4 separate regions of the Mus musculus genome follow, and regions 1, 2 and 3 are each linked to region 4. A link is a loop called in an ENCODE intact Hi-C map of the cell type or tissue named here. Cell type or tissue: left cerebral cortex. All regions are shown on one strand.

Region 1 (8,000 bases), 110 kb before region 4:
CTTTCCTTTCCTTTCCTTTCCTTTCCTTTCCTTTCCTTTCCTTTCCTTTTCTAGACAGGTTCTCACAAATTTCCACTTGCTTCTGACTTGCCTGACCCCAAAACTACATTTTAAGTAACTAATTTTGACAGAAGGGAAAGACCTGAGGGTTTTTTTTTTTTTTTTTGAACCATTTAGAGATATTTTGGATCTTTCAACCTAGCTGGCTTCCTCTATTCTGTTAAACCCACTGTGGAATTCAAACAGCCTTCTAGTCTCGGGCTTCTATTGTGTTGTTGCCTGTGCAGCCTACACACACACACACATACATATATATATATATTGGTTTTTAGGGGCAGGGTTTCTTTGTGTGGTCCTGGCTGTCCTGGAACTCACTTTGTAGACCAGGCTGGCCTCAAACTCAGAAATCCGCCTACCTCTGCCTCTCGAGTGCTGGGATTAAAGGCGTGCACCACCACGCCCAGCTTCCTAGATAATTTTTAAAGTCAGTATTTCACAATGTAGCCTGGCTGATTTCAAACTCAAGAGATCCTTCAGCTTACTAGGAATAAAAGCACTGTTATTCTTCCCAGCCAAGATATATTTAAAGCTTTACCATCAGGTCAACTGAATCCAATTCCATTTCTCCCTAGGATGCTGAGGATGTGCCACTCCTAGGCCTGCTTTTGCTATTCCATCTTGATGTATGGATTCCACTTGCAAGTGGGTCCCCAATGTTGTCCTCTAAATACTCTGGGGTCAAAGCACTACAGGCCCTGGGGTCCCAGCTGTGCTATCACTTGGTATAGACAAGAACACTTGTCTACTGGGCCTGGCTCCTTCACTCCTTTGGAGGCAACGACTGCTCCCTGTTTGTTCCTTGCTTCCTACTTGATGCCCTGGGCTTGAATCACATGAAAATTTCTAGGTCTGGATGTTTTGAAAATGCAGAAAGGAACAGAATCATCACCTTTGTCAAGTGGTTTGCAGTCTGCTGCTTCTTGTGCTGGGGGCAGAGCTTTCCCCCTAGACCTTGCTGTGGCCCAAAGCTGGGAGCTAATGATGTGGGGGGCACCCAGCTACACGGCCTTAATGGCTTCGTCCCCAGGAGAAAGTTGCAAAGCATGTGGAGACCTCTGCAGGGGCTCCCAGAGGGACGAGCACTGTCAGCCATCTTGGCTGAGAGTAGGATGTATCTGGTGACCGGAATTAAGTAACATTTTATCCCTTCAAGTGCCACTGAGATGGGCAGATAAGATACGGAGGCTGGAGAGAGGGCTCAGGGGCTCAGAAGCACTTGCTGCTAGTGGCCCAAGCATTTAATCCCAGCACAAAAGTGGCAGAAGCAGGCAGATCTATGAGTTCAAGGCCAGCCTTGTTTATATAGTAAATTCAAGCTAGCCAGGGCTACATAATGAGACTTTGACTAAAAAACAAAACAAAACAACAAAACAAAACAAAACAACAAAACACCCCACTTCCTGCTCTAGTAGAGGATCTGGGCTTTATCCTCAGTCCCACATTGGGCAGCTCATAACCTCATTTCCAGGGGAAGAATCCAGTGCCTTCTCTCCTGGCCTCCATGGGCACCCACATACACAAGCACATACACACACTCAAGCATACACATATAACGTTAATCTTTACAAGAGAATACAAAGAAAGGACAATATGTCATCCAGCACCTGCCTGGCCTGCAGCATTAGTTTTGGCCAATTCTGAAGGCAATTGAAGACTAGAAGCCGAGTAGCGTGTACTGATGTGGGATTCTGTGACGTTCTGGGCTCAACTGATGCCACCTTGGGGCCAGGTAACCAAGATGGATTCAATGAGAGGACAGGAGCTTCCCCAAATTCTCTCAAACTACATGGTAACAGTGACAGAATTAGGCAGTGTGTGTGTGGGTATGAGGGGCAGGTGGATGCAAAGCAGCTGCAGCCCCTGCTGTGTCTGGCAGGAGACTGGAGCTGGCTGCAGAGGGCACAGACTGGGTGGCACTGCCAGAGCTCCAGGGCTGACAGACTAGACTTCTATGAAGAGTCTGCAGTGGATGAAGCCAAGTGACTTGATGCTGATCAGTAGGTCCTGATGGCCCAGGCACGCTCTGGGTGTGGCCCATGTCTGTCAGACAGGAGAGCTCAGAGGCAGGCCCTGGGAGGTAGCAGTGAGCTGAGGTGCATGCGCACTGGCTCTCCAGCTCTTGTGGCCCAGGGTGGGAAGGTTCTCTTCACTCCATGCACAACCCATCTGCCTGCACACTCGTACAGCCCAGCAGCTCTCTGTTCCTAAGTGTGAATCATAACCATAGCTTCCTACCCCTTCACAAAGACACACATATATAATGATGGAGACTCAGAATGATGGTATCAGAACCCCAGGGCACACAGGCTGACCAGAGGCCTGTGGCACCGGCGTGGTGAAGCGATAAGTTGCAAAGCCTTGGGCAGGATGTGAGGAGCAGATGAGAACCCAGAAGAAAGCCTACCCAATGTTACCAGAAACTAAACATGGGTAATGGATGAATCGAATGTGAATGGTCTAACAACACTTCCCTATGCAGTGGCCTGGGAGAGTATAGAGAACAAATTCTTGTAACAACCAACAGCACATTTCAAAATGACAACTTACATTTCACAAGCAAAAAGTCCCTGAATTCCTGGTGGTCAGTAAACACCGGAGGGGATGGCAAGGGTGGGCCAAAAAGTGGCACACTTTCTTCTGAAAATATTTTCAGCCTATGTTGAGAACATTCCAGAGTTAGTCAGCTCTCTTCTTCAAAGGTCAGTAACAGTTTTGCAAGTCAATATGTTCAGAGACCTATGTAATACGTGAGGAAGATTCACTCCAGAGGAGCCTGTGTCACCTCTGAGCGCTCTCTCCTAGGAAAGCAGCCGTGCCTTAGGGTCTAACCCACCAGCCTGTGGACAGACTGAAAACCAGTAGTGAACGGCTGCTGCATACCAGGCAGGGTGCTCTGGATTTCACGGCTTGCTGAGCAGGCCAGAGGTGACTGTTCTTACTCTACACTAGGCTCAAGGTGCCCGGGGACAGACATGCTTCACAAATCCTCAAAGTCAGTAAGTGACTGAGCTGAGGTGTGACCTCTCTACTCCTAAGTGGTGGAACTTGACAGTACTTTCACAGGACCCTTCTAATAAATTCATTCTGAGAAACAGAAGGACAGCAGGCAAGGGGCACTCTGACCAAGGTCAGACAGACAACTTCTCCTGTAAAGTACAAACACCAAACTAACCCTGAACCCTGGGCCTACTGTGCATAGCAATACTACATGGAGCAAAATCTTTCCCTGAAGAGAGAGACAGAATATTCTAGAAGGTGAGATTGCACCTAATGAACCCCAGAAGCAAGCACATCAGGGTCGTTTGAGGGCCAATACCGACTGGTGACACAAATTTTAGAATTAGAGCAAGAAGAGAGACAAGGTCTTTACCTACCTGTAATTGTCATTTTGCTGGTCATACCTCACTAAGGCAAAAATATCTGTGGGGACAGTCAAGGCAACTCATCAATACCCTTGATGTTCACACTGGAGAGCTGGATCTGAGAACCCTGCCTGCAGAAGTGTTCTTGAGCAGGCCTCCCTGTGGCTAGGTACCTACTGCTCTGAAGTTGGGACAAAACTCCACCCCTTTACAAGGGACACACACACACAGGGGAGCCCTGTGCCTAGTGTTAGCATCTGTGTGGTCTTATACTGGGAAAAGGTTAGGTGAAGCCTCCACAGCTGTCATGGGAGTGTATAAGGAAATCCATGAAACAGTCAAGCAGCCAGGGAACCAGAGCAGCAGCTCCTGGCGCCGGCTACTCATCTATTCCACCACACGGGGAAACAATGGAAATGTTTCTGCTGTACACTTTCCCTCTCCTCCTGCCTCTGGCAGACAAAACAGACCGAGCCAGTGTAGCCGCTGGCAGCTGCTGAGCAGAGGCGCCTGTGCTTGGGATGAAGCTCAACGAGCGGCTCGGGCTGTGGGTCAGTGGCAGAGCACTTTCGGGACTTGTGGGAGACCTGGCTTCCACCAGCGTTTAAGAAAAAAGGACAAATGATATGCTATGGGGCTTCAATCTCAATACAACTCTTTAAAAATAAATCAAAGAGCACAACTGCCGCACCCAATAGTGCTCCTCTGGCCTGCTCTCACATCTCACCTCCAGCCCTGCTGCTGCCTGGGGCTGAAGGCAGCAACACTCGGGTGCAGCCACTCCTGTACTCTGCGGGATGAGGTCACACCGACCACCTGCATATGTGCTCAGGCCAGTGTGCAGAATGTCTAATAGGGAGCACCCTAAAGTGTCTCTAGCTATCTAGCTACCTTGTCTTCTGGGCTTCACTCAGAGAAGCCTTCTGTCACCAGGAAAAGGGGAATATTAGTGCCACAGCCCAATAAATGGGGGACATTATGCTGTAAGTAGGAGGAGCCAAGGAGGGTGTGTCTTCACCTTAATTATAACCCCTACCCTTGTGGGAGAAATTTGGCCATTTCAACTTTTAAAAACCTCCTTGTGAGCTCTGTTGTCTGACTTGAGACAAGTCAGTTTTATTGGCAGGCACCTGATGCGCAGTGGTCTGTCCCCCGGTGTTTTTCCCGGGGTCTCTGGGAACAGGAGTAATGAGACTCAACTTCATTCTGAGAATGCCCACTAGATGTCCTTTCCTTACTGTGGCCAACCTTCTGAGCCGCTGCCTTGAGATTGGCTCTCCTGGCCTGTAACCATGGTAAGTGGGCCGTGACTGAGGTCTGGCAGATAGGACGAACACATGCCCTGGGGTTGTCTGGCTGAGCAATGTTGAGAGGGCCAGCCCCACCACGGGCATCTACAGACAGTGAGCTGGGCAGGGTTAGGCGATGTGCGTAACATTGTTAATGTTACCATGCCGCAGCATACTTCAACTTAGCAGGTAGTATCAGGCTTAGAATAATTTCTCACAGTGAACTCCTGCCTCAGCCTCTCGGGTGCTGTAATTACAGGTGTCAGTCTGCATGCCCAGATACACACACACACACACACACACACACACACACACACAGGCCCAGGCCTTCAGTGTGTTGGAACTACAGGCATGCGGCAACAGATTTTATAGTTGACGTCACTTCCCAGAGGGGTCACTACTTATCCTTCACAATTGTTCATTACCAGTTCATAATAGGAAGCTTGCCTCACTTCACAGACTTCCTGAGGAAAGAGGAGGCATTCTGAAAGTCAATGTGGGTGTGGTCGCATGCTCCTGTAACCCTAGCACCCAGAGGTCTGAGGCAGCAGGCCGGAAGTGAGCTGGGAAACACTGTCTTCTGACCTGCAAACTCACAGCCAGTGCCTACCTGTACTGGCCTAGGCCCATCAACATCCCACTGTGGATGGGGAGGGGCTCCTGAGGCCCTGCCCCTCCCTGAAGAGCTATAGGCAGTTAATGGCTGCTGGGGTACAAAGAGCCATTTTCGGGCTGGAGAGATGGCTCAGTGGATGACTGCTCTTCCAGAGGTCCTAAGTTCATTTCCCAGCAACCACATGGTGGCTCACAGCCATCTGTAATGGGATCTGATGCCCTCTTCTGGTGTGTCTGAATACAGCTTCAGTGAACTCACATACATAAATAATTTAAAAAAAAGTCATTTTCTCAGTGGTGTAGCTACTGATGAGCTGCTCTCACTCAAATAAATGACCATCTGCGTAGGCTTTAACTGCATCCCTGGTTAGACACAGGTGGGACACACCCAGGTGAGAAAGCAGAGGGGCCTTGTTAGGAAGAAGGGGTGGTCAGAAGAGGGGAAGGATGGGAGGGTAGTGGAGGGTGTGGTGAAGGGATCTTGTGTGTGTATAAATTGAGAAACACAATGAAACAGTCCCCGAGGACTCCTCCCCGCTGCCTCAGAGGCGGGCAAGAAAGAAACACGCAGCACTTGGGCACACTGCCCGGTGGCGGGTGTCAGACTAGCCGCTCAGGTGGGTGTCACGCTGCCTATTACATGTCCTGGGAGGCCCCAGGAGGCTGGTGGGCAGGAGCATTTATGAAGACCCAGGATACGTGTAAAATGGGAGCGGATCATGGAAGGCTTAAAGGCGGGAGAGGACTCCTCTCCTTCCTGGAACACGATGGTGACAATATCGTTTCCAATGTGGCGCTTCCTTTCCACCTGTGAGGAGGAGAAATGACATGGTGAGAAGAGCTGCTCTGACAAGGGTCACTCAGTTAAGACACTGTAGCAAACCACCACAGCCACTGCACAGCCGGACGTCATGTGGCCTTGACAAGCCACCGGGCTCCTCTCCCAGTGCAAACCTCCTCACCAGCTTGAAGGACAACGTTCCCTCCACCCGTTGCTTCCTTATACCCTGACCTGTTCTGGGACCCATAGGAGCTCAGGAAGCAGTCACGAGGGTGTCTGAGGGAGAGACATGCACATGGGCTTCAAACAGTCTACCCCAGTGCTCCTCCACTGACCTACACCTCTGACTCTCCTCTGCTCATTTGAATGTTCATACTTAGTGCCAAGATGGCTCTATCTAATTTGACCCTAGTTGTCTTTCCAAAATGAGTTCCTAGATATGCGGTTGACACTTTTTTTTTGTATAAAAGGCCAGACAGCTTCAGAGACAGAGACTGTGTGGACTCTTTATACCTACATGGTCCCTAAAGCAGGAAAGCTACCACAAAGAATGTGTGAGCAGTGAGCGGGTGTGGTGTATGCCAGTAACACTGCACCCAGCAGGACAGAACAGGCCACTTTGCTAGCTCCATACAAGACCATCTATCTGGTCAAACTGAGTAACTGCTGCTACCCTGGATCCCTGAGTCCCTTGTGTTGGGCCGTGGAGGACTGAGGATGCTGCTGTTCTCAGCTGCTGGTGACTGCAGTGGATGAGAACCTCCATGAGACAGCAGAAGACTTCTCTGCTGAGTCATCAACACATAAAGCCTTAAGAAACCAAGTAATTATCTTTTTTTTTTTTTTTTTTTTTTTGGTTTTTCGAGACAGGGTTTCTCTGTGTAGCCCTGGCTGTCCTGGAACTCACTTTGTAGACCAGGCTGGCCTCAAACTTAGAAATCCACCTGCCTCTGCCTCATGAGTGCTGGAATTAAAGGCGTGTGCCACCACATCCGGCTCCCAACTAATTATCTTAACTGGTAGATTCTGGAGTGGTTTGTGGCATAGCAATAAATACGCAAAGCATGGTCTGTACTTGCCAACTTATCTTGTCTAGCCTTGTATGGCCAAGCATCTCACACGTAGTTATCTGTCTAAGCTTAGGCAAATGGCACCTTCTCCAGGAAGGCCTCCTTGATTTTTATTAGCTGTCATGTTCTTTCTCTCTCAGCAGCCACGGAAGTTTTGTGATTCCATTAAATTTTAAGTGTGTGTGTGTGTGAGTGTGTGAGTGTGTGTGTGTGTCTACCAAAGCCAGAAGAGGACACCAGATTCCCTGGAGCTAGAGGCATTTTGTGAGCTGTCCAGTGTGGGTGCTGGGAACCAAACTCTGGTCATCTGGAAGAGTAGCAGTTGCTTGTCACTGCTGAGCCATCTCCAGCCCCTGATGTCATTCTTATGTGGATTAGTCCTCTATGTGTGGAACTGGCTCTTGGCTATGCTTCCTGTCTGTATCATATTCTGTATCATAAATTCCTGGAGAGTCGGTCCCCGCCTGAGTCATAGCGTATATTCCCATTTACCAATAAGGAAGCTAAGGTGTAGAGAACAGCTGAGTGCAAGTCAGCTCAAATGATTTCTTGTAACACTGAAAGAACAGGCAACAGAAGAAAGAGAAAGTGAGAGCACACCACAACTGAGAGCCTCTAAGGACAAGGGATACTGTCAGGAGAGGGAGAGGCGTGGCAGGATCCAGAATACATAAAGAATTCCTACTGCTCAATAGTGAACGTGACTCAAACAAACAGGAAGACTGTAAGTGGATACTTCTCCAGAGACGACATGTCGACTGTAATAACCACAGGAGAAGACACCCAAGTTCACTAGTTACCAGAGACGTGCAAGCCAAGACAA
Region 2 (8,000 bases), 94 kb before region 4:
GAACACATCACACACATGAAAAAGCATGTCAGGGGGAAGGTGGTAACCAAGGCCTTTCCACAGCCCTCCTCACACATGGCTGTCATGCTCTGAATCTGTGTGCACCTCTAGGAAGAAAAGCTGTTAGGTAGTCAGGCTGCCTGGACTGAAAGTCTGCCACATTTAGGCTACAAGAGCCTGTGTCACCTGCTTGACTTTCTTTGAGGTTTGACGGAAGATCAAACAAAGCGACTAACACAGAAACCCAAACTGCTGGAAATGCTCCTCAGCTAGAGCCTGAGCTTGCCATCTAGTCTCTTTCATCCACCTCGTTGCTTCCCGGGCTTTCCCTTCCAACCCAGCTCTCTACCAGCTACTTCAGGCCAGAGATCCAGGGACCCTATGAGAATCCTTCTTCCTCCCTATCTCCACTTTCTAATATCATGGAACCCTGTGCCTGAATTCTCAGTGCTGGAATTCATACACTTGTCTCCCTGCCAGCCAGCTGTTCCCTGGCCACGACAGCTGTCCCCTTACCCCCATTTAGACTGTGGGATCTGGTTCTCTAGGGGCTCCTCTGGCCTGTTCCCTCTAGATTATCTTCCCTGCAGATCTGCCCTAAGGGGACCTCAGTGACATGCAAGGGGACTTCAAACTCCCTGCAGGGCCACCTCTTCTCTTCTCTAAGTCTTCAAAAAGTAACAGTTTGAGGCCCTACTTCCTGTTCTCTGACTCCATCCCCCTGTCTACCTCTCTTCTCTAAAGCAGCTAACATCTCACATTGGCACTTGTCATTTCCACAGGGTCAGATTGTATCAGTCGTCCGCATAGTTGAGAACTATAAACTCAGACTGGGAATAGCCACTGCTTGCTTGGCTTGCTTTGTCTCTCATTCGAATTGCAACTTTCTTGGTCCCTTTGCTCCTTCCAGCCAGAAAGCCATTCTCTTAGTTTCTAGCACGCCATGTTCTTTCAGCCTCAGGGACTCCACAGATGCTCCCTGTTTGAAATTCTTTTCTCCAGACTCTCCAACTGTTCCCACTCATCACTCCCAAGTTCCCCCAGAGAAGTCTTCTGTAATCCCCAGAGTCGGCAAAGTGCCCGTGGCACTCTCTGCGCCAACTCAATCCTGTAAGCACTGATTGCCAAGCTATTTCATAACCGTCACTCACGTGACTGGCGCTTGTGCCATCCAGGGGACTATAGGCTCCTTGCAAGGCAGGGGTCATGTTGAGCCTAGCCTGGTTCTGGCATACAGATGGTGCTCATTGGTAAATGCAGCTATGGGACAATGGAGACTTGTGTTGGAAGGCAACTTTCCTGTGTGACTCTCACTGAGGCAAATTGCACTTGTGACTATGTTACCAGGCTCTATAACCTCATGAGATTCCACAACAGATGTAGTCCTTCGTTGATGGAAATGTCATTCATTTGTGTATTGGCTGATCGTGTCTCCTAGTGCTTCCTATGGGTTTCAAGGGCTGATTAGTCTTATAAAGCCAACAAATAGACTCAGTAACCTTGATCGTGTCATCCTGGGATAATCCTCAGGCTCTCCAGTTTCTGGTTCTTTCGTTTCCCTCTCTTGGGTATAAGTAACAGAATTACTTATTTTGACAAGTTACTAATTTTGACAAGGGGAATGCTTACTTTTGGTGTCCAGACCGCCACGGTAGCCTGTCCAGCCCTTTAGAGTAATGGTGTCACCGAGGAGATTTAAAAATTTTTGAAAAGCTTCACTTCCAATTTCTGCAAGAAAAGGCACAGATGTCAATCTCTGGTCCTCATTTTTTAACCATAAAGAAGTCACAGATAATGGTGCTGTTGATGTGCACAGTATCAAAGCATGAGGTCACATCACTTTTTACCCAAGGGCTATAAGGAAGTCTTGTAATTTTCAGGAACCCAAGGGAAGGCAAACAGACAGGTGAACCAGACCTTGGGCATGCAGTATTGAGGAATGAAGGGGCTATTGTTGCTCTGCCCAATGATAGACAGGGTTGTAACATGAAAGACACAAATATAGGAAGATGATACTGTCTTTATAGTAACTCAGCCAGAAGCAGCAAGGGAAGATCTTGCACTCTGTAGAACCAGATTTCCTAAACTTGTGTGTGTTCCCCACACCCCTGGCTATGTTCTCCAGTGCCCACTGCAGGGACTCGTACGCATATGACTGAAGCTGATCAAGAACCACCTTACAAAATTCCGTAAACTGCCTCCTGGTATTGGAGATTCCAGCCCAAGCAGACATTTGGTTTCAGCGGCGGGAAAGGCAGTCAAAGGCAGGGTTGCCCTTGGCGGGGGTACAGAGGGGATGCTTGCTCACCATTGCTGAACATCTCGTCATCTGTGAGCTGCCCATCTTTGGCAAAAAGAACCCCAAATTTGAAATTCACAGAGCCCTTACAACGAGACAGCAAAAGACACACCAGTTAGTTTCATCACTAAAGCACACCTAGTTATAAGCTACAGTGTTTGCCATTAAGGATCACTGTGGTCAGCAGAGTGGACACTTGGGGGATTCTTTCCTCCCATTGGCCCCAGTACTGACCAGTGTTAACAAGAGTCACTCTTTTTTTTTTTTTTTTTTTGTAGGTTACAACATAGCATAGAGACGAGGTGATCCATGCTTGCATCAGCGAATCCATTTGGAATTTCATTACTGATGGGATCAGGAGGATGCTAGGTCCATGCAGGGGCATCGTAGTGCTTCTGAGAAATGGCCACAGGCACCCATGGGCTTGGCACCATGTTCTGATCTATGCAACAGCAACAGTTCCCAGAAGAGCAGGGGAGCTAATTGTAACTGAGAGCCAAACATAACAATCTTAGGCTGACGTCTGGTAGGCTCTTCTAGAAATAGATATGGAAATTGTGGGCAATTTATATGAAAAGCTCACTCCCCCATTCCTGAAGATATTTAATCTGAACAAGTCCAGATGTTCGAATGAGAGACAAAGCAAGCCAAGCAAACAGTGGCTATTCCCAGTCTGAGTTTATAGTTCTCAACTATGCAGACAACTGATACAATCTGACCCTGTGGAAATGACAAGTGCCAATGTGAGATGTTAGCTGCTTTAGAGAAGAGAGGTAGACAGAGGGGTGGAGTCAGGGAGCAGGAAGTAGGGCCTCAAACTGTTACTTTTTGAAGACTTAGTTTCATTTATGTGTTTGTATTACCATAATTCATTATAATGCTGTATTATGTGGTGGTTATAGTCACCACATAAGTACAGGTACCCTTGGAGGCTAGAATTCAGTACTGGATCCCTTGGAACTGGAGTTAAAGGCAGTTATGAGCTACTGGATGTGAGTCAGTCCAAGTCTGGGTTCTTTGAAGAGCAGCACATGCTCTTAATGGCTGAGGCATCACTCCAGCCCTTGAACTCTAGGTTTCTAATGATATTGCCTTTAATCTAGGCAGGCAATTTGTATTTTATTATCTATACTTTGTGTATGTCTGAATTACTTAATAATAAAAGAGTCCATTGTTGGAAGACTATCAATACAAGAAGGCTGTTTGATTCACCACTAAGTGAAGGGTTCTGGATGTTGGCAGTCAAGGTGTCGGGGGTCAGTGGGGCCAGAGGTGAGAGGTCAATGCAAGATGCTGGGATTCAGAGGTGGAATGGCAAAAGTAAGAGTTTGAGAGCCCAGCTTGAGCTGGTGGCTCAGTGATTAAAGTGCTCACCACACATGCCCAAAGAACTGGACTTCACATCCCTAGAACCCACAGACAGGCCTGGTAGGTTTGTGAAGGTGCCTGCCATCCTACTTCAGGAAGGCAGAGAGAAAGGGGACTCCCCAGAACAAGCTGGCTAACAAAAGTGGACGTACCAGGGAGCCTTGCATTTGATTAGGAGATCCCGTCTCAATGAATAAGGTAGAAGATGGATAGTGAAAGAGTCCTGACATCAACCTAAGACATCCGTATATGTGTGTACGTGAACCCACACATGCACACACAGCATATGCACACACTTAGGAAAAGAGGAATCTGAAAACCCAGGTCTGAGGTTTGTGCTTCTGAACTCTCCTCTGTCCCCAGTACACCTGGGAGACAGATGCATGCTGTTCTGTAACAGTGGCTTTCTAGATAGACACATACATAGGGAGGGCATTTCCACCTGACCGTATACCTGGAATGCTTCCTAGTTCTTGGGGGTGATGCTCTTCCCTGCTGGGCAAGCCTCAGCCCCATCAGCAACTTCCAGAGAGGACACCTCTCAATGCAGCCCTCCACCACAGCACTGCTCACTCTTTACACCCCCGTCCCCACTGGAATTCTGATCTTGAACATGTACATGTATCTCTTTCCCATTAAGATCACACATACTGGGCTGGTGAGATGGCTCAGTGGGTAAGAGCACCCGACTGCTCTTCCGAAGGTCCAGAGTTCAAATCCCAGCAACCACATGGTGGCTCACAACCATCTGTAAGGAGATCTGACGCCCTCTTCTGGTGTGTCTGAAGACAGCTACAGTGTACTTACATGTAATAAATAAATAAATCTTTAAAAAAAAAAAAGATCACACATACTTTACTACTGAATCTGTAGAGCAGAACAAAAGGCTGGGGACAGTGGGGAAGACGAGTAAGTGTGACTCATGGCTGTGCATAAGCAGCAAGTAAAACAGCAAAGCTGGACGGAGACACTTGCATTTTATCAGTGGGCCAGTTTCCAACAGGATTTTTTTTGGTAAACTTTTAAAGGTTTATTTTTATTATTTTAAATTGTGTGTGTGTGTGTCAGCATGTGCACATGAGCACAGGTGTGCCTGTGGGGTTAGAGGTGTTGGATCCCCTGAAGCTGGAGTTACAGGAGGTTATGTGAGCTGCTGGGAACATAACTCAGGTCTTGTGAGGACAGCATATTTGCTCTTAACCCCGAGCCATCTCTCAGCCCCAATCTCTGTGGTTCTGTCAGGAGTTCGACCTCTTTTGAGTTTCCATGACCTTCATGTTTCTTCTTCTGTTTTTGGAGTGATGACAGCAGCCACACATCTCTAAGATGTTGGCATCTCTTCTGTTCTAAACCCTCACAAAAAGCAGCTAACAATGTGTCTAGCAGACAGCCCTTCTGGAGTAGTCATAGGAAGACTGAAGCAGTGAAGCAGTGGCCCTCTATACTTGGTGTCCAGGTTGACAGCATTGGTAGCCCTGGAGGGGTTGCTAGGAGATGGCTGGCTCCCAGCCCAGTGTTCCACGCTCAGTAGGTCTTGCATCTGGCTTGGAAGTTTGCATCAAAAAGATTTCCCTGAGATGTCCTTGCTGCTGGTCCAAGAAACAGACTCTAAGAACCAGTGAAGAAAAGGAACTAACTGGGAGGCTTCCAAGAAGCCTGGCATTGGGTCCAACTGAGCCAATAGACAGTAAGCAGAGGACAGAAGGATTAGGTATGCTAGCAGCTCATTAGGACCAGAAAGGACCCACAGGCCACAGACAGAGAAGTCCAGGAACAAGAGATTTGGCCAAGGCTGGTCATAAGCAAACAGCAGGCAGACCTGGGATCAAGGTCTTTTGGCTTTTGACTCTTCCCAATAGCATAGTATTCACAAGACAGGTCTGCACTGAGCAAAGCTGAGAGTGCAGACAGAGATGTCAGTGGCTAAAACTTTAAGAAACTTCATGGGGATGATATTCTGAGCCTGGCAGCATGCTACCAGCATCCTGGCTGAGGCCTTGGAGGGGATGGAGTTGTGAAACACGTTATCAGGCCAGGATGAAGCACTACAAAGTCATTGGGCAAAGTGGATGCAGGATGGGATTATCTAGGTATCCTGGAATGAGAAGATTTTCATCCTTCAAGGTCACTGATAGGGAGAAGAGCATGATTCCAGGTTGCCATGATGAACCTGGTCTGCATCTCCTTTTTCTGCTGTCCAGCTATTATTAATACTTCCCAAAGAGCCCCAGTTTAAATGAGAAATTATATAGAATCTTCTGCTTCAGGTGGACATTCCAGGAAAGTTGTCTTGGGGCTCTGTGGTGGTTTAATATGCTTGGTCCAGGGAGCGGCACTATTAGGAGGTGTGACCTTGTTGGAGGAAGTGTGTCCACTGTAGGAGTGGCTTTGAGACCTTCCTCCTAGCTGCCTGAGGATCCAGTTTTCTCCTGGTTGCAGCTGGATAAAGGTATATAACTCTCAGCTCCTTCTCCAGCACCATGTCTGCCCGCACACTGCCATGCTTCCTGCCATGATGATAATGGACTGAACCTTTGACACTGTAAGTCAGTTCCAATTAAATGTCCCAATATGAGTTGCCTTGGTCATGGTGTCTCTTCATAGCAATGGAAACCCTAACTAAGACAGGATTTACTGAAGTTACCTGCTGTCTAAGGCTTCTCAGATGATGCCCTTGATGAGCAGAAAATATCCATCTGTTTTCAGAAGCTGTCTCATAGCTTAGGAGAGGTAGTTTGATCTGGGACTACTTGATCCTAACAGATGACTCTGAGTTGTTATCTTCTGGCACTGAGAACTGAACCCAGGGCTCCATCATGCATGCTAGACAAATGCTCTTCCACTGAGCTCCAACCCACAATGGACCACTTTGGAATAAGTCACTAAACACATCAGCTTTTCATGAGCATTGGATCTGGAGGGATGTAGGGAGTTTTCTAGGTCCCAAGTTCAGTCTGTGCCACTGGAGAAAGCTGCCTTTTGGAGAGTTAAGGTACTGATTCCCTCAGGACACAGTCCTGCTCAGACAAACAAACAGGCTACATTTGTCATTTCTATTTGTTTAGGTGTTAAAATATTTCTAAATTTAAAAAATCTATTTATTTTTATTTTATATGTATATTTGTTTGCCTGCATGTCTGTGTGTTTGGTGCCTGTGGAGATCTGAAGAGGGCATTGAAGTCCCTGGAACTAGATTTATAGATGGTTGTAAGTCACTGTGTGGAGGCTAGAAACTGTGGACTCAAGTCTTCTGTAGTAAGAGCAGCCAGTGCCCTTAACTGGTGACCCACCTCTCCAGTCCCTAGTTCTAATCCCCACTCCCTTTCTCCTTCTTGCTCCAGCCTGCCTGCTCCAGCCCTCTGCTCACTCCAGCATCCCCACTGGCTCCGGTCCATAGGTTGTTTGTTTGTTTGTTTGGAATTACGGATGGTTGTGAGCCACCGTGTGGTTGCTGGGATTTGAACTCATGATCTCCGGAAGAACAGTCAGTGCTCTTAACCACCGAGCCATATCACTAGCCCCTCTAGTTCTAATTTTATCTATGGTATTAATATTCCAAATTATATTCCTTCTATGAAAAGTGAAATCTGAGCAGAAAGTCCCAATGAATCCAGAAGAATCATTGGAACCGAGGAAGGATTGCCTTATTTAAAACACCATGGCTAGTTCCTTGATACTGTTGCTTGGGCAGTGTTCTAGCTAGTATTATGTCAACTTGACACAGCCAGAGCCACCTGAAAGGAGGGACCCTTTGACAAAGTACATCCACAAGATGTGGCTATAAGTCATTTTCTTAGTGATTGTGGGAGAGGGCCCATCTCACTGTGAGTGGGGCCATCCCTGGGCTGGTGCTCCTGGGTTCTATAAGAAAGCAGGCTGAGCAAGCCATGATGAGCAAGCCAGTAATAAACAGCACCCTTCCATGGCTTCTGCACCAGCTCCTGCCTCTAGGTTCCTGCCCTGAGTTCCTGTCCTGACTCACTTCAGTGATAAACAGTGATGTGCAAGCATGAGCCAAATAAACCCTTTCCTTCCCAACTTTTTTTTTTTTTTTCTGAGACAGGGTTTCTCTGTGTAGCCTTGGCTGTCCTGAAACTCACTTTGTAGACCAGGCTGGCCTCGAACTCAGAAATTTGCCTGCCTCTGCCTCCCCGAGTGCTGGGATTAAAGGCGTGCGTCACCACGCCCGGCTCCTTCCCAACTCTTGGTCATTAAGTCTATCACTAAGACAGAGAGCCTTCTGTATTTATAGGGTTCTGCCTATTCACAGTTCACTGCTCCCCGGTGTGTACTACAGCACAGGACACTAGATCTCCTGTGGGGACAACAGTCT
Region 3 (8,000 bases), 54 kb before region 4:
GGGAGTGGAATGTAGGACCTCGTAATTATGCAGCAAGTACTTTACAAAGTTATTTCCCTGGCACCTTGATTCTTATTCTAAAAAGGTCACAGCCAGCAAATGAAATTAGACATAAATAAGAAATAAGCGATCTAGAGAGGAGACAGTGCTGCTGTTGGTGGAAGAGTGCCCATTATTCAAAAGATGACATTTGTTTTTAAGTAAAGAAGAAGACAATACAGAAGCCTATGTTGTACGTTAATGTGATTGCTAAAGAGACACACTAAGTCTTCATGGTGACTACCTGCAGGCTAGGAAGTTAAAGCTGCACTTCATTGTCCTTTCTGTACTTTTCAGTGATTTCAAACTCTCCTATAGCCAGCATGTACTCTTCTCCGAACCACAGAAGGGTATTAAGAAGTATATCCACTTTTATGCCCACATGCATAGATACAAAAGTAAGAAATACTATAAAACGTAACTGAAAGAACCCTCCAGACACTGGATTTCTAGCAGAACTCATGCTCTAGCCACTACATGGGCATCTGGCAGTGAGCCTGGAGCTTGCTGTGGATACAGTGAAAAAGTGGTCCCCATGCGAGGCAAGTTAAAGAATGTCTGCAAATTATTACAAGGCAAAATATGACTGGCATCCTGGAGAAATGCAAAGAGATGCAAGGTTCCTGAGGGTAGAAGATGAGTGGTCCATTAAGACAGATAGGGAAGGGTGCATGGAAGAGCTGAGGCTTGGCAGAGGCACAAGGAGAAGAGCATTCTGGAAGGATTGGGGTATGAGGAGACCTGAGAGGCTGTGATGGTCATAGGTAGAGGGCTGTTTGCTGGAGTCTGGGAATGATGGATAAGAGCAGGTGGTAGAGGCCCTGGAACGTGAGCTTTACTGCCTGGGAGCACGATGTTGAGGGCCCGATGCTGGTCCCTGTTTGGCCAAAAGCATCAGGATATTGCTAGAACTGTAGGTGAGGGCAAGTACTCCTTACAGCAATAAGGACATCAAAGCCCCACACTTCTGTTAATTCCAGCTGAGGGTGCAGATAAACTAGATCTCAGTTTATCCAGAACTTTGATGGGATCTTTTAAGTCAGGGGAGCCAGGAAAAAAAAAAAAAAAAAAAAGGCCAGGTCAAAGAAAGAGGAAATGAAACAGACGGCATCCAAAAGGGAAGTGTGAGAAACACACCTCTCTCCGTCCTTATCCCTAACTATGCTGGAAACTAGGCAAGAAGCATGTAAGAAAATAACTGTCACTTTCAAATCAGAATCTCCTAAAAAAAAAAAAAAAAAAAAAAAAACGCCAGTCTACTCCAGACACAGTGAATTGGAATGCAGGGTTGAAGCACATTGTTGTTGTGTATTGTAAAGTTTAGGGAGTACTGGGACGGGGTAAGATCACAGTACTTTGCCTTTTATTAAAGATTTACTTTTTATTTTATTTATGTACATGTGCATGTCTATGTATTAGCATGTAGGTGCTCCCAAAGGCCAGAAGAGGATATTGGATTTGGAGTCACAGGTGGCTGTAAGCCACCCAGCATCATTGCTGGGAACTTAACTTGGGTCCTCTGGGAAAACAGCAAGCACTCTTAACCAGTAAACCATCTCTCTCCAGCTCCAAAATCATGGGATTTAAAACCAATACAATCCACTGCAGAAAAATTATGTGTCTGGGGGAGTGGGCAGCCTGTCATTTACTATCTATGTGACCTTGGGCAAGTTAGCTAGCTTTTCAGAATAGAAGTAATCTCTTCTGTAAGGTAGGGAAGATGCCGCTGTGGGTCCTGTGACATTTCAATTAGTTTGCATATACAAAGCACCCAAAAGACCAATGGCTTTGGCTATGTACACTGAAGTGAACAGCAAAAAGGCCTTTGGTGCTCTTGTTAGGACCAGTTTGGGTGGGGGCAAGAAGGGCCACATCAAAAGAAGCAAGGAGGGAAGTCACCTCCTCCCTGAGAGAACTGGGGTGTGGCTTAGGATGAGAATTCAAGAGAATGGCTGAAATGTATTCCCTGACTGAAACACCGGAGAGTCTATGGAGCAGCTCAGTTTGAGCTGTCTGAGAGACAGTGACATAGTTGTAACTGCAACCAAGCAACTAAAAAGTGCAGGCCAAGAAGCACATGATCCCCACAGTACCTGCTTTTATTAAGAGAGTAAAGTAATTCACTGTGAACTATTATTCCATCCAGCAGTAACTGGGGTGTGAAACTGTGGGTCTTTTCTGATCCACCAGTCAACAGTAGGAGACAATGGGCTTTTTTTCTGTCACGGTTTTTGCTGCTAAATTTACTTAGTAGGTAAAAGGGGCATGGGGATCTCTAACAAAGAGGTAACAAAGCTCCTGGGGCTGTGGAATGAGTATGTTTGCCCTGTGAAGATGATGCTGTGCCCTGAGTCTGGAGAAAGCTGAAAGGAGAGGGTCTTGGCTTAAGGGAACCAGGTCCCAAGATGCCTGCCAAAGGCCAGTTAATACACTAAATACATTTGCACTTCTGAGAGCCCACAGCTCTGTTTTCAGAGTCCATGTGAAAGAAGACATATTCTGTCAGCCATTTCTAACAGCATCATATGAAGTAAGAGAGCAATTGCCATTCTCATGTCCGCGGCACATTGTCAAGTTCTACGGATTTGACGGCAGAGACACATAAACTTAGAAGAGAATGTGGAGCTTTTCTGAGTCACTCAGAACTGAAAACACTTTCTTCTCATTAGAGCTGTGTACAAGGCAATCACCTATTTCTGCCAAGTCAAAGATCTGCTTTTAGGGGTTGCACTGACAGCTCAGTGACTAAGCACTTTCTGTACTTGCAGAGGACCTGGGCTTGAGTCCCAGCACCCACACGGGGCAGCTCACAACCTGTAACTCCAGTTTCAGGGCACTGGAACCCTCTCTGGCTTCTGGAGGCTACTACATGCATATAGTACAGACAAGTAGGCACACACCTGTACATAAAAATAATTTTTAAAAATTTGCTTATGGTCACAACTGGTGATCCACACTGCTAAACTCTGGCCACAGATCTGCAAGTGGACACAGGCATGAAGTGGGCACATGAAGGACAGAATACACCAGGCACACAATGGGGGAGCCCAAGGGTACAGTCAAACAGGCATTAGGAGAGACTGTTTGGAGACAATCCAAGTGGAAAGATGTTATATTCCACTTTTTTTTTTTTTTTTTTTTTGGTTTTTCGAGACAGGGTTTCTCTGTGTCGCCCTGTCCTGGAACTCACTTTGTAGACCAGGCTGGCCTCGAACACAGAAATCCGCCTGCCTCTGCCTCCCAAGTGCTGGGATTAAAGGCGTGCGCCACCACGCCCGGCAATATATTCCACTTCTTATACTGAAGAACTAACCAAATAAGCAAAGTGTTTGCAGTCTCTATCTCGGGTTATGAAATATAAGCTTTGACACACAGATCACAATTTGAAAGTGGATCTTAAGGTAGAGCAGGGCACCATAGCCTACCACTGGAAAGGCCACAAAGCCAAAGAACACCACACAAGCTGAACGAGCCAGAGACAGGGCTGAGCCAAGGAGGCTCAGAGCAGAAAGCGTGACCTGAAGAGGGAACCAGAACACACAGGAGAGATCTGTGGCCTGGGGAAGAGCGTGGGTGACACGAGGCCAACAGAAGGCAGGGAGTAGGGCGAGTAGCAATCAAGCCTGGCCCTGCTGTCCTGGGGGTAACAATCTCGAGGCTGACATCATCTGGTATTCTTACGTGGTGTGTGTGCAGCTACTGGTATAGTCTTGTGCCTCAGCGATCCATGTCACTAACCAGGCCTCGGTGCTCAAGACGGTCACCAAATGGCTGCTCAGGTGCTATGCTAAATCTCATGCTAAATCTCACGTTTTGTTGGTCCTGGAAAAACGAGTCATCGAATTGTACTGTAGAGAAAAGTAGTGTGGTTGTTGGTGCAGCAAGAGTCAAAGCCATTTTGCCCACCAGACAGGTGTCAGTGGGAGACAGAAGGACTATGCTGCTCAGGGCTAGATAAAGAAAGTGCAGTTTTGTTTATGTCTCATCTCATGTTTTAAAGGGGGTTTGAGGCAGCTTATGGAAATACATTTTAGTTAGAGGATAAAATTAGACACACAGCACAAGAGGGTAAGGTTAGCATGTGTGATATAGTAAGCAAGCCACAAAAGACAATGGAAGCCACTGTAAAGAGAGAAATCCCTTAATATGCACCACATACAGGCAGTGCCTAGAAAGGCCAGAAGAGGGCGTCAGAGCCTTGGGAACTGGAGTAACAATTGTTGCCCTCAGAATGCGACCTGTAGCCTAAGACACAGACCTGGGTTTAAAATTTACTTTTGCCATGTGTTAGCTGTGGAGCCTCAGACCATTAGTGCATGGGACCCATTCAGGACTCACACCTGCTTTCTGTCAACCACAGATGAGGCACCGCCAAGCAACACCTACCTCATCTAGTTGTCTGAGAACATCCATTATGCAACTGCATCTCTAACATTCAGCATAGCACATGGAAAGCATCTAATAAATGTTAGAACTAATAATAGCAAAGTCAAGTCATAGCCACAACAGAAGACATCTGAAGCCCCCTCCAGTGCTACTTTAAAAACTGAGGTCCCTCAGGGAGCTGACCTGCTGCATAAGGCTCAGACATAAGCCAGATACACTGGAGAACATCTGCCCAGATGGGGATTTTAGTTGTAAAATGTTTAATTTTTGATATTCCTGAGGGATAAAAATATGCCGTTACCTTCTCTAATCTCTCAATTTGGTCATGCTACGTGGAATATGATTTTGCTCATAAAATTCCCACAATTTCCCTATAAAGAGCAGGCATCATCAGCTCAAACACAGAACAAAATTGCTCTGTCAGGCTGCTGAACCAGCAGCTAAGTTACTCATTAGCAAAGGATCGGCTCTGTACATCAGTCCCTGAGCTGTAGTTTATATTTGTGTCTGAGCAAAAATACGGATGACTCCTCACCAAAATTTGAGGGTGGGCTGTGTGACAGCCTGGCCAGAAAAGTGCTTGCTAAGCAAGCATGGGGAATCTGTGTTTGCTCCCCAGAAGTGGTGTTCAAAAAAGCTAGGCGCCCAACTAGATGTCTTATGTCACCAAGTAAAATCTCCAGTGCTGGCAATGGGTTACATCTTGATGAGTCATTGGACAAAGGGGTCCCACAGACACTCTCACCCCAAACATCATAGGCTACTGTCAAGGGTATTGGTTTTTTTTTTTCCTCCTCAACCTGGTGGTAAAGTTCTATTGCTGAAAACATTATGTAGTTATGTCTTTAAATATGGAGAAACGGAGCTGGTGCCCAACTAGAGGCTGCATCCCTGTAGACAGCATTCGTGGGACTGGAAGGTGCTTTACACACTACTGGAGAGGGGACAGTAATCATTAGTGTCACGTAGCTGTGATCCCTGACCTACGAAAGCAAGCAGTGCACAGGATATAGCAGTGCAATAGTGGGCTATGGTATGGGCCTGACAGACACTGTGTGTTTAATATTGGAAGTAAGGCCACTTAATGAGATGCAACTCACACCTGACGGGCCAAGTAGTCGAGAACCGAGAAGCAAAGACTGGCTAGGTCTTGGGCCTAGGGAAAACCTGCTACTGTTACTGTCTAAAGGAACATGATAAAATGAGATCTACAACTGCACAATGTGCAGCGGGTGAGGGGCTTCGCAGCCTTGAATGGATGTCTGTCAAACCTCTCCCCTCAAGGCTCAGAAATCTATATGGAGAAGGATCGAAGATTGTAAGAGTCAGCGGTAATGGACGACTCCAAGGAACCACTGTCTTGCAGACTTGAGAGGGTTGGGTGAAGCACATGTCATCTCACATAGACGGTGGCTGTATGCATAAGACCTGTACAGGTTCAAACCAGACAAAGCCCAGCACTGAGAAAGGGATGCAGACACAAAGTCCCACCCTTAACCAAGAAGCTATTTGCAATTGAAACCTGCTGAAAAGGGAAAATCAGTTCTCTCCATAGGAGTGTCATTAGATATATCAACCACACTCTAGGGGAAGCCCCAGGCCTAGGAATAGTTAGTCTACACAAGGTGAACTCCCTTTGTGTGTGTGTGTTGTGTACATATGCATGTGTGTGTTGTGTACATGTGCATGTGTGTGTTGTGTACATGTGCATGTGTGTGTTGTATATGTGTGTGTGCGTGTGTGCACATGAGCTTTCTGTTTTGTTTTGGTATGATTTGTCTTATTGAGTTTTCACTTTAACTTTCACTTTTCATTTTTTGTTTTCTGACAGAAAGAGAAAGAAAGAACATGATGTTGGTAGGCAGGGAAGTGGGGAGAATCTGGGAGGAGTTGGGGCATGGGAAATATGCTCACAATATGTTTTCTGAAAATGTTATAGCAACAACAACAGTAATAATAAAAGCTGAACATAGCAGCATGCGCCTGTGCTCCATCCCCACTGAGACATGGGCAGGAGGAATACCGGGGCTTCCTAGCCCACTTGTCAAGTTCTAGGACAAGTGAGAATCCCTGTCTTAAAAAGCAAGGAGTGTGGAACCTGAGGAATGCCACCTGATGTTGACCTCTGGCCTACACACACACACACACACACACATACACACACACACACACACACACACACACACACACAAACACATTCAACAACAAGAAAACTCAGAGAATTTTTCAATATGAAAGATTCAGAACAGGTTCATTGCCAACTATTCAGACAGCACACATGCCAGACATTTTTTGAGGCCACTCTGAGTTCCTAACCATAAAACCCTGCCACCTTTGGAAGCAAGAATCTCTCTGCTTCTTTCCTGCACAGCAGAGCTGCATGCATACAGAGAGTGTGAGCTCACTTGCTAGGACATGATGCAAAAGGAATGGGCAATATTCAGACTCATGCTCATTTGAAATCACTTGCAGATGGTGACTTCCCAGCAGCATCAAGAGACAGTGGTGCATGACAGTCTGCAGCCGGACTGCACTGGGCAGAGGTCTATATTGTGCTCACACCATTTATCTCCTCTACCACATCAGTTTCCTGTCTATCCAGTCAAAGGCCAAGAACAGATCAATAAAAGCTACAAACAATCTTTGGCCGCCCCTGACAGATTTCCATAGAAAGTGATGAGAGATGGTTGATGCGGTACTAGCTATGCCTTGTTTGGACGGTTGCCAGGAGAAACTGGACTTGCAATCCATCAGGAAGAAAAATGGCATCTGTTGAGGCAGGATGGCCAGCAAGCTAATGAGTCTGTGTTGGTGATAGTCAAGGGGGCTTGGTTTCTCTTTTGTTTTTCATGAGTTAGACTGCTCCCCAGTTTCTCTCAAGCTAGAACTCTCATTCTTCAACTAGTATCACTGAGACTAGTGCTGCTGCTGTGCTTAGTACAGGGTTCTGTGAGCAAACAAAAAGCTAGGATGCCTAGCTGGGCAAGGCTTACTGATCTGTATCCTTACTTACGGGACCAATTGAAGTGGCAGGGCTAAGAGTCCACTAGCAGGGGAAGAAAGGTTCAGGAAATGCTTTTAAACAATTTACTGCATGAGAGAATGTCGTGGATCCATTTTGTGTGTGTGTGGAGGTTTCCAGGGCAGATTCCGCTGGTGTGTGAGTGTGCGTGTGCATGCATGCATGGAAGCCAGAGGTGGGCATCGGTGTCTTCCCGTACTTCTTACCACCTGATTTTTTGAGATGGGGGTCTCACTGCATCTGTTTCATCAATTGGCTAAGCTGGCTGGCTAGTGAGCCCTCAGGCCCCACCTGTAGCTGTTTCCCAGGGCAAAGGTTAACAGTGTGTGCTGCCACATCTGTTGTGAAGTGCAAAGGATCTAAACTCGGATGCTTAAGTGCAAGTCTCTCCCTGCTCAGCTCCCTCCGCAGCCCACTACTACTCTTGTGTAAGCTGGCCTCCTCGGAGACTGCCTGCCCTCTCCACAAACTCTGTTGAGGGAGTGGTTCTAGAGGCTCACTTGTATCAAATGATCCCACTACCCTCATATATACTCAATCTAAGAGGAATGAA
Region 4 (8,000 bases):
CCACAGCTGTCAGTCCCAGTGCTTCCCACACTCCTGGTAGCAGCACTTCACACACTAGGTCATTTAAAGCTCACATCAATACAGGGCGGTTAAAAATTTGTTAACCAAGATTCACAGAGGGCTAAGCAACTTTCCTAATTCACTTGCTTGATTGACAAAGGCAGAAACTTGAGCCCAGGTCCTTGTGCATTGCCACCATCTGATCTGCCTGTCTATAAAGTCACAGTGAACACATTCAGGGCAAGTTGTTTAACAGCACGGGTGTCTTCCCTGATGCCTCCAAGTACAGAGAGCTAGTCTTTTTCATTACCACCAGCCTGATGCCCAGTCCCTAGGCCATTTCTTGCTCCTTCACTTCCTTTTCTTAGCTTGCTGTGTTTGCACACCAGCTATCAGAACTCACACAGGATATTTAGCAAAGAGAACCGTGAAACTGTTAATGCTGCAGAAGTACACACTCATGTAGACACACACATATACACACAAAGATAAAATGAGTAGGTAAATATGGCTAACACTCATTCTCAAAGGGACTAACCATGAGGCAAGGGTGTTTAAACTTGATACAGTTGGCCAGGAGAAGTAACTGAGGCATACAGAGGTGGCAAGGCTTCCCCTCCTAGTTATGTTCCAAAAGCAGCCGAGAAGCTCTCAGACAGCTGCAGGCCTCTGGATCAATGGGCTTGGTCTAAGGAGCCATGCACCCATTCGGTCAAGATGTAGATAAGAGGGTCTGACACTGAGCCAGAATCATGAGGTCATTTGGATTACTGAATTAAGGAAGCTGTTTTTAGAACAACAAAGATAATGGAGAACTACTTTATATGCTAACTGTAAATTTTCATTAAACATGGAGAAATTGTAGATGACTATCTATTTAAGTAAAGAGATTCTTTTACATGAGTATAAACAAGAGGAAGAAATCAGTGGCTCTAAAGTTTAAGACAATAGTCACCACACACACAAATGCGCGCACACACACAAACACACACTCACTGGAAAACCACCACACAGAATGTGAAAAGGCAAATAATTAACTGGAAAAAAAAATCTGCTATATATTTACCGCAAAATTCCCCTTAATAAATAAAAAAAAGTTTTAATTCTACTAGGAAAGGATAAATATTCCAAAGGAAAATGATGATCATATATACAAATACCTTAAAATAAGTAAAAAAATATGATTTATGAGAAAAGCATCATTACTAAATAAAGAAATTCAAATGACAAGGTATCACTTTGGCAAATATAATAATAATGCCTAGGAGAGCACTCTGGAATCCTGCTGCAGAAGACTTTAAGAGGCTCTTTTGTCCTGACCCATAATTCCCATCACTTTCATGATCTTATCTTATGGGCCAGTGATGTCTTCACACACAAGTGACTATACATAAATGAACTGCATCTCTAGGAAGAGTGAAAGTAGTAAAAGATAGGCTAAAAATAGTTAGACATCCATATAGTAGGAGATCACACAGCAACTGAAAAAAAATTTTTAAGGAATATGTAAGGATTGCTTCCAGGGTTTATGATGTGCTGAGTGAAAAGTCAATTAAAATGATAAATATTCATGGAGAAAAGGCCAATTATATCTATAGTGGGATTATGAATCAATAAACTATCCACTGGGTGTGGTGGTCTTTAATCCCAGCACTTAAGGGGCAGAGGCAGGCAGGTCTCTGTGAGTTCCAGGACAGCCTGATTTACATAGTGAATTTCAGGCCAACCAGGGCTATATGAGACTATATATCATCAATACTACCATCAAAATAATTTAATTATCCTGTTTATGTTCTTCTTGCATTTTCAAATTTCATTCAATAAATTATTTTTAGAAGAAAAAAAGAAAAAAAAAAGCTAATCCTAATTATCTCACAAGCCACTAGATAATGTCATGGTGTATCAGAGAACAAAAACACCTGGAGGCTTGTAAGTCATTTCAGTTCTTGAAGAATATGGTCATGAAGACAAAGGGGAAGGAAGTCTAATTTTTATGCCAGCACTGTCCACTATGGTACGCATTTCTCAGTCCTCCTAAGGCTCTTATCAGAATTGCTGGAGCAGATGTGTCAAGGACTGAGCCTGAGAAAGCTAATTAATGCTGGCTGAGGGGGTAGTGCTGGGATCAATGTGGTTACTTGCATTGAAGGCTAAGCACAACTCAACACTCAGGTGTCTTGGCGAGGTGTTCCACAGCCACAGGTGTCTGTGGCTCCCGGACTGCATGGGCTGCATTACAGAACCATTCCTTCATGTCCGGAAGTTCTGTAGCAGCACTGTCCTAAGCAGGCTGCCTCAGACCTGAGAGATTCTCTTTGCTCCAGTCTCTTGGTATACCTCTTCCTATTCTTCATGCTCAAGCCATAGAGATTGTTAGCTGCCTGGGTCTCCTATGGAAGGGAAATGTTCCACTCAGGTCACCACACAAATATTTAGAACCTTCTTGGCAGATGCCCAGGTGCTGATCACACAAAGCTAAGCCTAGAGTTCAAGAAAGACTTTCAAAAAGAATTGATGAGCAGTTCTACAGCCTGAGGGAGGAGTGCCCAAGCCCTTCAGGCTCTGTGATGGGCCAGGCTTGAGGCAGCTGTGGTGATGGGGAAGAGGCTAGGGCAGCGGCTAGAGCAGCCTTGATATCTGTCCTTACCACACAGCATCAGAACTGCTGGAGCAGTGTGTCAAGGACTGAGTCTGAGAAAGGCCAATTAAGGGCATCACACCTTCCTTTAAGGATCTTGGCTGGTTTGCTTTGTGCCTTAGCAAATGAACTCTCTTTTCCACCTCAGTGGAGGTTAGAGTCCTACATCTTTTTTCTCTTCCTCGTCCCTACCCATGCTATGGCAATTAAAAACTCAGGGGTGCAGGCAGCAGTAGGCTAGGAGGAAGGGGGTTGGCTTCAGGATACCCTCCCTAAGGCCATTATTACAGAATACTGATGAAAATCTGGCCCAGATGGTGGTGCTGGAGTCATTCTGAAAGGAATGAGTCCACCTGGAAGCAGGACCCATTTCAAGTTACAAGGAATTCCTTGGAGGTGGGAGTAAGCCGGGGATAGGCATGGGCAAGAGCCGCAAAGGGAAGGGCGTGTCCGGCAGCAGCCAAGCTTCACCTACGGCCAGGCTGGTTCCTCAGGAGGGCGCCAGTTAAGGAAGGTAAGTCCGGGAGGGGCACGGACAACCTGGGAAAGAGAAAGGACCTAGGAACTATGCAGGGTGCCCCCCACCCCAACCACAGATGGGCGGGGCCATAGGCAGCAGGTGGCCAGGCACTTGGGGTGCGAGGATGGATTATAGAAAGCAAGAGAAGCCTAAAGGGTGTCCTTTTGGGGGCTTAGGGGTTCCGACCTTGTCCTTGAGCATTTAGAAGCAGGCAGGTCGCGTTCTCCACAGCCCAAGACCTCCCTGAGCCGTAGTGTGCAGGGCCTGTCACAGGGCCGAGGCTTCGGACGTCCACATCATCTGCCGGCCGGACACAGGTCTCTAGCCCTCCCGCTGGGCACTCCCTCAGCGTGGCCCGGCCGCTCTACTGGGCTCTGCGCCGACTCCCTCCCACGCCGCGGCCTCGCCACACTCTGTCCCCTCACACCGCCAACCCCCACGTGGCCTACTCCCCTCTCCCACCCCTAGAGGCTGCACCCCTCCGGGGCAACGGTACCTGGGACTCTCAAAGCTGCACCCCCTGCGCCGCAGCGCCGCCCTCTTCTGCCGCAGGAGCGCAGCGGCAGCCCCGCCGGGTTCCTGCTCCATCGCCCCGGGCGGGGGCCGACGGCTCGGGCACACTCGGGTGGGCTCGGGCCTCGGCGGTGTTCGGCCGGACGCTCAGCTAGCGCGCCGCAGCCCACGCCCCGCCCCGCACCCCTCACCGGACCCAAGCCCCGCCTCTGTCCCGCCCCAAACTCCAGCCCAGCCTGGGACCTCAGGCCCCGCCCCGAACTCCAGCCTAACCACGCCCTCAGACTATTCGCGGGGTCCAAGCCCCGCCCCTACTCTAATCAGGTCCCTTGAACACGCCTGAGGCTTTAGGCCCCGCCCCTACTCTAACGGCCTAACCACGCCTCTGGCTTTAGGCCTCACCTCTGCCCCGCCCCCATTCTAGCAGGTACGCCTCTTCCGAACCTCTGGCTTTAAGCCCTGCCCCTAGCCTAGCGAAGTTTGCCTCATCTCTCCGGAGCTAGTCTCCGGAACCTCCCTGATCTCCTACCGAATCCACTCCCTTTGGTCCTTTTTGAGGCCTTGGCCCTCCCCCTGCCTCGCCCCTAATCTAGAAGATCCTCCCTCACCACTCAGCTGGGTTTAGGCCCCGCCCCCTCACCGCCCCAACCCAGTCTATTTGAATTAGGTTCAGGTCCCGCCCCTGTCCGCCTTTGCCCCGCCCCAATCACGCAGATCTCCTCTCAGCTCTGCTCAGGCTCCACCCGTGCCCCGCCCCAAGTACCAAGCCTTACCTATCAGTGGGCTCAGGCCCCACCCCAAACCCTTATCCAGTCAGTCCCTTTGCCCTTCAGCTTTGCCAAGGGCCCGCCCCATCTCTTAGCCAAACCCACCTCACTCCCTAGTCTGGGCACAGGCCACGCCCCGAGCTAACGATCTCCGTTTCTCCGGCCCTTCTCAGACCAGTGCAGGCCCCACCCTGCCTCTACACCAGCTCCAGCCACGCCCCTCCTGAACTGGCCTCACCAAGATCTTCTACCCGCGCTCCCTCCGTTCTTCTGTGTAGCGCACGCAGGCTCCCAATGCCCACTGGATCCTCAACTTCGTCGGGTCCACGGCCCATCACTCCCGCTCCTTACCATTCCCACAGATCTAGGCCCTTCCCACCTACCCCTCCAGCACAGAGCGCTCTATCGGCCCGCCGCTCCACAGCTCCGATTGCTGGATTCTCTGCTGACCCTCCTCACCTCAGCACCTCTTGGTCCTTTCTATCGTAGCACCGCCTTCTTTTGGGGGCCGCCTTTCTCCACATCCCGCCCACAGGCATGGCCCCCAACCCCGGAGCTCCGCCTCTTTTCTCTTGAAGCTGAGGTCTGTACTTAGAGCAATTTTGTTCTCTCGTCCCTTGGCTATTCCACCCCAAGAGCCCTCTAGCTTCCCCGCCTACAAGTCCCGCCTATCTAGCCCCGCCCATGTCGCCTCTTTCTCACTTCAGGAGTGCCTGGATGGTGCGGGTCTTCCTGCCTGAACTGGGGTCCACCATGAGGTTTGCGCTACCTCAGGATCTAACCAGTCAGCAAAAGGAGGTACTACTGTCTCCTGGTGGCTGTTTGTGGTCTGACACAGTGAGGCTGAGGGGAGCTTTGGTTGTCTACCAGTTGTGGGTTCAGGTTTTCATTCATAACCTTCCAATTTTGTGACAGCTCTAACCTCCACCCCTCATTTCCTCCCCGAGTCGGATGCATCATCTGAGTTCTGTAACATTGCACTGTAGTTGGGTGTGGAAATTCATCTGAGTTTAAGTAAGGATGGCTTTGCCATCTATTTCTAGTTCAGTTTCTGTTGCTGTGATCAAAAGCACCTTAGGGAAGAAAGCCTTTATTTGTCTTACAGGCTACAGCCCATCATCTGGGAAGTCAGAGCAGGAGCTCAATGTCCCAAGCAGAAACTGAGGTCTGTACTTGGAGCAATTCTGCGTCTCTTGTCCCTTGGCTATTCAGCCCCAAGAGCCCTTTAGCTTCCCCTGCCCTACACAAGCCCCGCCCACGTTGCCTCTTCCTCACTTCAGGGGTGCCTGGATGATGCGGGTCTTCCTGGCTGAAGCGGAGTCCACAACGAGGTACAACAGTTTGGAGCTGGAAGGGTGAGGAACTCAAGAACTGAATCAGCACTTAACAGATTTTCCTCTGGCTTGCTCACCTTCTTTTCTTATCTAGCCAAGTACCACCTGCCCGGGATACTACCACCTACAGTGGGCTTAGATCCTTCACAGCACCCCACCACCACTACCAAAAGCCCTCACAGACCTGTCTACAGGCTAATCTGATGGAGGAAGCTGCTCAATTGAGAGTTCCTCTTCCCAGGTAAAGTGTAGGTGTGTGCTAATTTGTGCAGCAGGGCTCTTTCACTGCGATCACAAGGTTCTGGTCTCATTCAAGCAGAGACAGGAGCAAGAATGGGTGTGTATGCCTGGGAGCTGCCACTGAGATCCCCAATCTACTCTAGTTCCTGCGCTCCTGCTCGCTGGCGCTTGCTCTCTCTCTGCCTCCCTCCCTCCCTTACTCCCTCCCTCGCTTTCTCCCTCTCTCCTTTACCTCTAATCAAACTGGAGTGGGTTTGCTTTATGCATCATGACTTCCTCCTGACAGATCTTTTCAGATTATCACCTTGACTGGAACTCTCCCTCAGTAATCTCGGGTTGCCTGCTTTTCCCCATGTGCATCCTGTCCTCTCTGTCTCCCTGACCCCCCTCCCCCCACTCCTACAGCCTCCTTAATGTTCTGCGACTTCTGATCTGAAAACTCTCAAGGCCCCCTGTCTTCTTAGGTATCCCCAGACCCTCTGCCTTCCTCTCCAAGAGATCCACAATATTGTCCCTGTTCTTTCCCTATATATTTACATCCTAGTTACTCTCAGCAGAGCCCTGGGCTCCTCCAGGCATGTAGCACAGCAGCTGCCTGTCAAATTGACTGCATGTGACACTAATAAATAGAACGATATTCATTGGAAAACACATTTAATTTCAAAGTAAACAAAGATGTCTGTACATTAAAGTATTTAATTAGTGAAACAATTATTATCAGTGTAACAAGCTGAAAAATACAGCAACTTGATACAAGACTGAGGTAACAAAATACTTCACCAAAAATCTAAAGACTCCCAAGGAGGGATGATGTTCAGTGGTTATTGCAGATGAGACAATTTACAAATGTTAGAGAAAAGTCCTCACACAACTGCATGCAGGGTCTGCTGGGAAAAAAAGACAGCTTAAGGGGGGGGGTGCAGCAGATTGAACAAGAAACAAAGTAAGATGTGAAAACTCATTTTCAGTTTACTTGGAAGAACATGTAAGAAATTGAAAACTACTCTTTATACAACATTTTGAATGCTAAGTGGGAAACCATGCATTTTGGCACAAAATTTATTAAAGAGTATGCCTCACTAATAAATGAATTACTATTATTTCATTACTGAATGGTCAAAGTCCTTCCAAAATGGCAGATGACCTATCACCTTGCTGCGGTGAGTGGCAATTTGGGGCTGTCCATGGGACACACACTTGTGCAGCAGCAGCAGCTTACAAGATGGACCAAAGTCCAAGTCCTCGGCTCCCAGGGACACGCAGCTCCCACTCATACTGTATATGAATTAACACTGAAGTTACAGAGTAAACGGGGTGGGGGGCTGTGCGTACGGCAAGCACTCAGACCCTACTCTCTCATCCTGCCTTTGGCGTCTTCCCTGGAACCATTCTTGAACACAGATCAGAATCTGGCTGCTTAGAGCCAGCCAGCCTCCCATGTCGGGACTCCAGCAAGTCCTCAATGCAACTTACTCTCCCAACATTTCCATTCAATCTGGTCTTCCTGGAAGAACCAATGCACACGATTGTATTCAGGAGTAGGGGAGAGATAGGGTCTTGCCAAAGTTGGCTTGTGAGGTGGTAATTATTTGGTCATTGACTGGTTAAGTTCTACAAAGGCCAAAATTGGATTTGTCTTGTTTCTAGCCTTTTTCAGTCTGGGTAGAGCCTGGGGTATAAGAAGTATTCACTTGACATATGAATGTTTATGCAATAAATACACTTTCAAAAGGGCTTTGTGCAGGGTGGGTTTTTTGTTTGTTTTATAACATGAAATCACCCAACATATCAATATGACACAGGGACAGTTTAAGGGTCACACAGAAGAGAAGCTGTGCTTTTGGCAATATTCAATAGAGGTTGCAAAGCTCTGGATGCCACGTGCAGATTAAAGCAGCCTTGGCTTATAAATGGCTTCCCAGTTTTACAGATCATTTTCCATCTGAAAATTGATATTAAAAAATAAACAAAACAAACAAAAAACCACC

Evidence for each region. Peaks named below come from ENCODE experiments on the same cell type or tissue, not always from the same donor. Only the 100,000 strongest peaks of a DNase experiment are listed, where the experiment ranks them.
Region 1: a loop joins it to region 4, with 2.1 times the contacts of the local background. A loop is called at or near these places in 9 of 42 quality-filtered maps.
Region 2: a loop joins it to region 4, with 2.2 times the contacts of the local background. A loop is called at or near these places in 9 of 42 quality-filtered maps.
Region 3: a loop joins it to region 4, with 2.1 times the contacts of the local background. A loop is called at or near these places in 4 of 42 quality-filtered maps.

What each region holds. Positions count from the first base shown.
Region 1 is chr2:33,020,055-33,028,054 of GRCm38, forward strand. Garnl3 (GTPase activating RANGAP domain-like 3) reads right to left here. Exons shown (of 30, transcript NM_001355200.1): 13 at 6,026-6,134; 14 at 3,435-3,480; 15 at 2,608-2,714. Among named protein-coding and RNA genes, the nearest start is that of Slc2a8, 42 kb to the left of the region's middle. In left cerebral cortex, CTCF peaks have their summits at 3,824, 4,639 and 5,553 (motif pointing left); DNase peaks (open chromatin) are centred at 3,830, 5,905 and 7,640; H3K27ac peaks cover 313 bases.
Region 2 is chr2:33,032,402-33,040,401 of GRCm38, forward strand. It overlaps Garnl3 (GTPase activating RANGAP domain-like 3), which reads right to left. Exons shown (of 30, transcript NM_001355200.1): 10 at 2,309-2,384; 11 at 1,630-1,728. Among named protein-coding and RNA genes, the nearest start is that of Slc2a8, 54 kb to the left of the region's middle. In left cerebral cortex, a CTCF peak has its summit at 4,487 (motif pointing left); DNase peaks (open chromatin) are centred at 1,065, 2,858, 4,630 and 5,206; H3K27ac peaks cover 4,433 bases.
Region 3 is chr2:33,073,234-33,081,233 of GRCm38, forward strand. All of the region lies in intron 3 of Garnl3 (GTPase activating RANGAP domain-like 3), which reads right to left. Among named protein-coding and RNA genes, the nearest start is that of Garnl3, 53 kb to the right of the region's middle. In left cerebral cortex, a CTCF peak has its summit at 4,218 (motif pointing right); a DNase peak (open chromatin) is centred at 4,242; H3K27ac peaks cover 914 bases.
Region 4 is chr2:33,126,770-33,134,769 of GRCm38, forward strand. It overlaps Garnl3 (GTPase activating RANGAP domain-like 3), which reads right to left and starts at 3,850. Exons shown (of 30, transcript NM_001355200.1): 1 at 3,655-3,850. The coding sequence starts at 3,746. It overlaps Ralgps1 (Ral GEF with PH domain and SH3 binding motif 1), which reads right to left. Exons shown (of 20, transcript NM_175211.5): 20 at 6,650-8,000. In left cerebral cortex, CTCF peaks have their summits at 2,940, 3,681 (motif pointing left) and 5,253; DNase peaks (open chromatin) are centred at 3,119, 4,032, 4,357, 5,012 and 3 more places; H3K4me3 peaks cover 3,018 bases; H3K27ac peaks cover 1,616 bases.